Regions from separate parts of the Homo sapiens genome. Here region 1 is linked to region 2. A link is an interaction called in ENCODE POLR2A ChIA-PET data of the cell type or tissue named here. Cell type or tissue: MCF 10A. All regions are shown on one strand. Links, peaks and the distances in the headings refer to the core of each region. The heading gives the core; the rest is flanking DNA. Region 1 overlaps CAPN5 (calpain 5). Region 2 overlaps ACER3 (alkaline ceramidase 3).

The links. Peaks named below come from ENCODE experiments on the same cell type or tissue, not always from the same donor. Only the 100,000 strongest peaks of a DNase experiment are listed, where the experiment ranks them.
Region 1: POLR2A ChIA-PET joins it to region 2 with 5 read pairs; 1 of 35 experiments calls an interaction of 5 or more read pairs at or near these places.

What each region holds. Positions count from the first base shown.
Region 1 is chr11:77,089,943-77,092,854 of GRCh38, reverse strand. The region is part of intron 2 of CAPN5 (calpain 5); the gene reads right to left. Among named protein-coding and RNA genes, the nearest start is that of OMP, 11 kb to the left of the region's middle. In MCF 10A, for the core only: a CTCF peak has its summit at 1,505 (motif pointing right); a DNase peak (open chromatin) is centred at 1,514.
Region 2 is chr11:77,018,719-77,021,630 of GRCh38, reverse strand. ACER3 (alkaline ceramidase 3) reads right to left here. Exons shown (of 11, transcript NM_018367.7): 10 at 1,855-1,900; 11 at 1-1,357. The coding sequence ends at 1,304. The region is part of intron 1 of ACER3-AS1 (ACER antisense RNA 1); the gene reads left to right. Among named protein-coding and RNA genes, the nearest start is that of B3GNT6, 14 kb to the left of the region's middle. In MCF 10A, for the core only: no CTCF peak of the experiment used is centred there; a DNase peak (open chromatin) is centred at 1,230.

The DNA.
Region 1 (2,912 bases), core at 274-2,773, 71 kb before region 2:
GCTGGGATTACAGGCACCCACCACCACGCCCAGCTAATTTTTATATTTTTAGTAGAGACAGGGTTTCTCCATGTTGGCCAGGCTGGTCTCAAACTCCTGATCTGCTGGCCTCGGCCTCCCAAAGTGCTGGAATTACAGGCATAAGCCACTGCGCCCAGCCTCCATTTTTATTTTCTACAGAGACTGGTGGGCACGGCCCAAGAGGCTGCTCCATGAGACGCAGCCAGGGAATCCGGCCAGGGCAGCCGCTGACCCGGGAATGATCCATGAGCAACTGGCTGCTCTCAGGCTCAGCCCTTCCTAATTTCTGGAAGCCCCTTGCTCTGCCTGCCAAGAGAGAGGCAGCCCAGGGGGGCTCCAGTACCAGGTGCCCTCTGCACCTGACCCTGCCCAAGGAGCTCTGGCCTGGGCTTTCCACCTCTTCTTGCTGTGGGGGTATTTTCCTTAAAAGCCCCCTGAGGCAGTGCTGTGAAAGGGAAAAGCATGGGCTTTGGCTTCAGACTGGAGACTGAATTCCAGCTCCTCAATCGGCAATCTGGCGAGCTCTCTGAGCCTCGGCTTTCTGATTTATATAATAGAAACAACAATTTCTTTATGTTGTTGGATTTTGGGGTTTTTTGTTTTTGTTTTTGTCTTTTTGAGGCATGGTCTCGTCTGTCACCCAAACTGGAGTGCAGTCACAATCACAGCTCACTGCAGCCTCAACCTCCTAGGCTCAAGCGATCCTCTGGCCTAAGCCTCACGAATAGCTGGGACCGTAGGCCCACACACCACACTCAGCTAACTCTTAAATTTTTTGTAGAGATGAGGTCTCACTATGTTGCCCAGGCTGGTCTCAAACTCCTGAGCTCAAGCAATCTTCCCGCCTCAGCCTCCCAAAGTGCTGGGATGACAGGCTTGAGCCAATGTGCATGGCCAATAATTTCTACTTTGCGAGGAGGAATCAGTGTATGTAAAGTATCAAGCCCAGGGCCTGACCCAAAGCGAATGAAAGTCTCCTTCAATTTTCAGGTGCTAGGAAGCTATGCCCAGACCTCTATGGGTGGCTCCAGCACCAAGAGATGCAACCAGGAAGGGTCAGCTCACCCTGTGTTCCCTCAGCTGTAATCATCCCTCCCCAAGGCCTGAGCTGGGGGTGGGGCCTGGCCTGATCCCTAGCCCTGGCCCAGGGAACAGAGCAGGCCCCTCTTCCTCTCCCATCGCCTCACTGAGCTGAGGAAGCCACTGCTCCCCAGTGGCTGTGGGTATGGTGGAGGGTGGGGACAGGCAAACACTGAGACATGCCTTTCATGTACCAGGCATCCTGCTGACACCACAATCCATCCTCACCAAGGCACTGAGAAGTGGGCAATATCCCCTTTTACAGATAAGGAAACTGAGGCCCAGGGAGGTGTAATACCATGTCCCCGCCACACAGCATGGGCAGATGGCAGCAGCCCTCTGCCTGCCTCCACTCCAGCAGGCGCTCCTGAGCTAGTTCCATCCCAAGAGCTTCTGCGGTCCTACCACAGGCGGCCAGCAGAGGGTGGCAGAGGCAGGAAGACCGAATTTGAATGTCTGCTCCCTGCTGTGCAACTTTGGGCCTCACCTGTGCAGAGGAGATAAATGGTCATCCCAGCAGGGCTGTGTAGGGACTCTACAGATCGTGGAGCAGAGCAGTTGCAAGGGAGAATGGGGAAGAGGGCTCCTAGTTCCCACCAAGATGGGGACCCTGCTGTCCCCTCTGCCCGGAAGAACCAGAGTTTTAGAGGGTCAGAGAAAGGGCTAGAATTCCCCCAAGGGCATGAGCAGCTCCTGAGACCTGGCCCCTCCTTCCAGTTGGCACTACAGGGTGCACCACGGCCAACCTGCACGGCGGCTTCTGCAGAGCACAGGTCTAGGAAACCCAGTGAGGCCGCCTGGTCTCATCCATCCCCAACGGCACCCCGTCAGGAAGCACAGGCAGGAAGAAGGGACTTTCCCTCTCCTCCCCGCTGCCCTCCTGTCTTCCCTCCCAGCCCTGGACCACACCCCACATCCAGCCCATCCTCTGACCCAGAGGGAGCTATGACTTAGCATCTGTTCCCTGAGGCCAGGAGGGCAGGCAAGACCGGGAAGGGAGAGGGGCTTCCATATACGGAGGACCCCAGCCACATCATGCCATGGAAAGAGAAACAGCTACCACCTGGCATCACCAGGGTTTACAGCAGGAAGTGACTCAGGTGTCCCTCCACTTCAGATCCTCCCAGCCAGTGTCCTAAGACAGACACACAACTGCCCCATCCCAGAGAGGAGGAGGCTGAGCCCAGGACAGCGCAGTGATGTCCAAGGTGACAAGGCAAGTAAGTGGACGGATCCGATGGGATGCCCTAGGTCTGCTGGGCTCCCAACCAGGGTCTCCCAACACTAAGCACCACAGCTGGGGCAGACCCGAGGTGCAGATCCAACCAGATCTGGGCCCCAGATCAGGGCTCTGGCCCCAGACACTTCTCCAGTCCTTGAGAGACAGACCGAGCTTGGGAGTCACGATTCCCAGATTCCATCACCCTGACTTGCTGTGGCAGAGCAGGAACCTGGGGGCAATCGTGCAGCCTGGGAAGGAGCAGACAGAGCGGAAGGCAGCCAGGCATGTTCCCACTGCCAGGAGAGGCTCAGGGTCACCAGCTCTAACCAACAGAAACCACCTGAGGTTGGTGGCACCTGGAGTCTGCTCTGGAATCCAGGGGCCACCTTGGGGCACCTGTAAAGGAACAATAATAGAAATATCTCACAATGACTGGGCACCTGCTATGTGGCAGGCACTGTGCAAAACAACCCTGTGAGATGGGCACTGTTGGCATCCCCTTTTTACGGATGAGGAAACCAAGGCACAGAAAGGTTAAGTCACTTGCCCAGGGCCACACAAGAAGAGGTGAAATGAGATTCAAATTCAG
Region 2 (2,912 bases), core at 236-2,735:
CTGGATTTTACAATAATTTATATAAAGCAAAAAAAGTCATAAAAATGCTAAATGATGCAGAGCTACAAATATGATGAAACATGAGCAGAGGGGTCAAATCAGATTTTTACTCCAGGCAGGTGTTAAGTTTGTGAAAAGTGATGCAATTTGTTATACATTCAAATGCAAATTAGAACTAGCTGCCTTACGATGAGATTTCACTGTCATTTTTTTAGCACCCTAATTTTTGTCGGTTCTGTAGGTTTCAAGTAGCAGAAACTTACATCTATTTCCTTCAGAAAATTAAGGAGCAGATATTTTAATATGCTTTATGTAAATAGGATTCTGATAATTTTAGCTTTAGTTAATGCAACACACTTCCCTGGGCACAACCATGACCTCTCTGAGAACTGGAAAATACTGCATAATTTTAAAAATCAGAGTGTAATGACATTCCCTGACAACTTCAAATAAGTTATGTGAGGAGGATGAACTATGGGTAGTCTAGACCACCAGTCATATTTGTCTAGCCGTAGAAACAGTGACAACTTAAAGATCTGCAAAGATCAGAGCAGAGCTGGCTGAAGGTGCAGCATTCTATACATGTCCTCATGGAGCTTCAGAAAGGTTATAAGATGACCCACTCATTCTGGTTGGCTGTGGCCATAGACAGACACCATAAATCCTGGGATGTGGTCAAGTACTGAACTGGGGGCAGGTCTGAGCTTGCTTATGATCCTCCGACTAGCCCTGGAACAGATAGTGAAGAACTACACAGAATCCCACAGCTAGCTCTCTCTCTTTCTCTCTCTTTTTTTACCTTTGAGAACCATCCATGAGATTAATACAATATTAATCAAATCTGACACAGCTGAGTGCTGGCTCACAGCTAACTATCTGGATATGGGGTTTTGTTGGCTCTTAGCTGACTGCATTATTTAATCAAATATTAAGAAAGGTATAATTCACATGCAACCCTTGGCAAAAAGAAAAGAAGGTTAATTTCTTATAACCAGCACAAACTGTTAACCTGTTAAGAAAAGCCCAACTGTTTCTGCATTTGAGGCATACACACACATCATCTCTGTTTCTTTATAAACTGGAGCGTGAAAGGAGGAGGGGGACAAATAAGATAAAGCCATGAGCTAAACACCCAGCAGGCCCTACTCCTTATTCTCTGTGTGGGTGGCAGCATTAGTCAGAAAGTCACTCCTCTGCTGTGATGGTCATGACATATTTGAACTTGTAGATCTTTAAGGATTTCCTTATTTATTCTGCCAGGTCTATGGTAGGTGCTTGTTTGTTTTCTTGGTGGAATGATTCATCAATGCTTCCTGAGAGGCTCAAACAGGATCACTGGCCAGATTCCAAAGAGAAACTGTTTGGGGACAAATTAGGACAAAATGAGAAAAGACAGAATTGTTCCATGTTATCCCTGAAAAAGAATGAGAAAGAATCCATGGGGCTATGACTATACGTAGGTTTGCTAGTGATTGTCCTGGTATTAGCAGCCTGAGCACAGTTTATTCCTTCTAGACTTGGACCAGATATCAGAGAGTATTTTTATTGAGTTTATTTACATTTATTAAGCTTTGACTTTGTCAAGCATGGAGCTGGGCATATAAATTATCTCTGATCTTTAAAATAACTCTGCAATGTAGTTATTAGCAGCTTAATTTTATTGTTGAAGAAACTAAGGCTTAAAGAGATTTGTCCAAGAACATGCAGTAGTAAATGAAAGATTCACAGCCTTTGGTTCCAAAGCCTGTGTTTGCTCCACTACCTCTCCAAACTCCCCTTTCTTCTTCCACCTCCATCCTATACTCCCAGTACCATACCCCCAACACACACACAGGACCTAGGAAGTGGACTTACCTTCACTTTTGGCCTATATCTCAGGTAAAGTGTTCTTGTATACAAACTGAAAGAAAAGTGGGAGGGGGAAAGCTTTTCAGATTCATTTTGAATTCATGCAAACTGGCGTACTGACAAACGTAACCATAGTGCTTCTGCATGTACGAAGCAAAAACAACATGAGTATATGCTTCATTTGTTCAGCAACTGTTTTTTTTTTGAGCATCTACTCAAAATATTCAGTAAACCATGCTGTAAATGGATGTGCTGTAATCTAGGCTTTGTTGTTCCATTTTATAGAGCACAAGCAGAGTATATTTAGCATAATTCTTTTTTTTTGAGATGGAGTCTTGCTCTGTCACCCAGGCTGGAGTGCAGTGGCGCAATCTCGGCTCACTGCAACCTCCGCCTCCCAGGTTCAAGCAATTCTCCTGCCTCAGCCTCCTGAGTACCTGGGATTACAGGCGCCTGCCACAACGCCCAGATAATTTTTGTATTTTTAATAGAGACGGGGTTTCACCATGTTGGTCAGGCTGGTCTCGAACCCCAGACCTTGTGATCCACCCGCCTCGGCCTCCCAAAGTGCTGGGATTACAGGCGTGAGCCACCGCGCCCGGCCACATTTAGCATAATTCTTAAGGGCCATAGGACTTTCAAAATAGAAAATGAGCACTGACTTCAACTTAAGGTCATCAGCTACATTAACTCCAAACAAGAGCGTCACAACCTGTCCTTTGAAGCTTTGAAGCCACGCATTGACTTCTCTTCTCTAGCTATGAAAATCCTAGATGGTATCTTCTTCCAATAGAAGGCTGTTTCATCTACACTGAAACTCTGTTGTTTAGTGTAACCACTTTCATCAATAATCTCAGCTAGATCTTCTGGATAACTTGCTGCAGCTTCACCTTGCACTTTTATGTTATGGAGATGGCTTTTTTCCTTAAGCCTCATGAACCAACCTCTGCTAGCTTCAAACTTTTCTTCTGCAGCTTCCTCACTTCTGTCAGCCTTCACAGAACTGAAGTGAGTTGGGGCCTTGATCTGGATTAGGCCTTGGCTTAAGGCAATGTTGTGGTTGG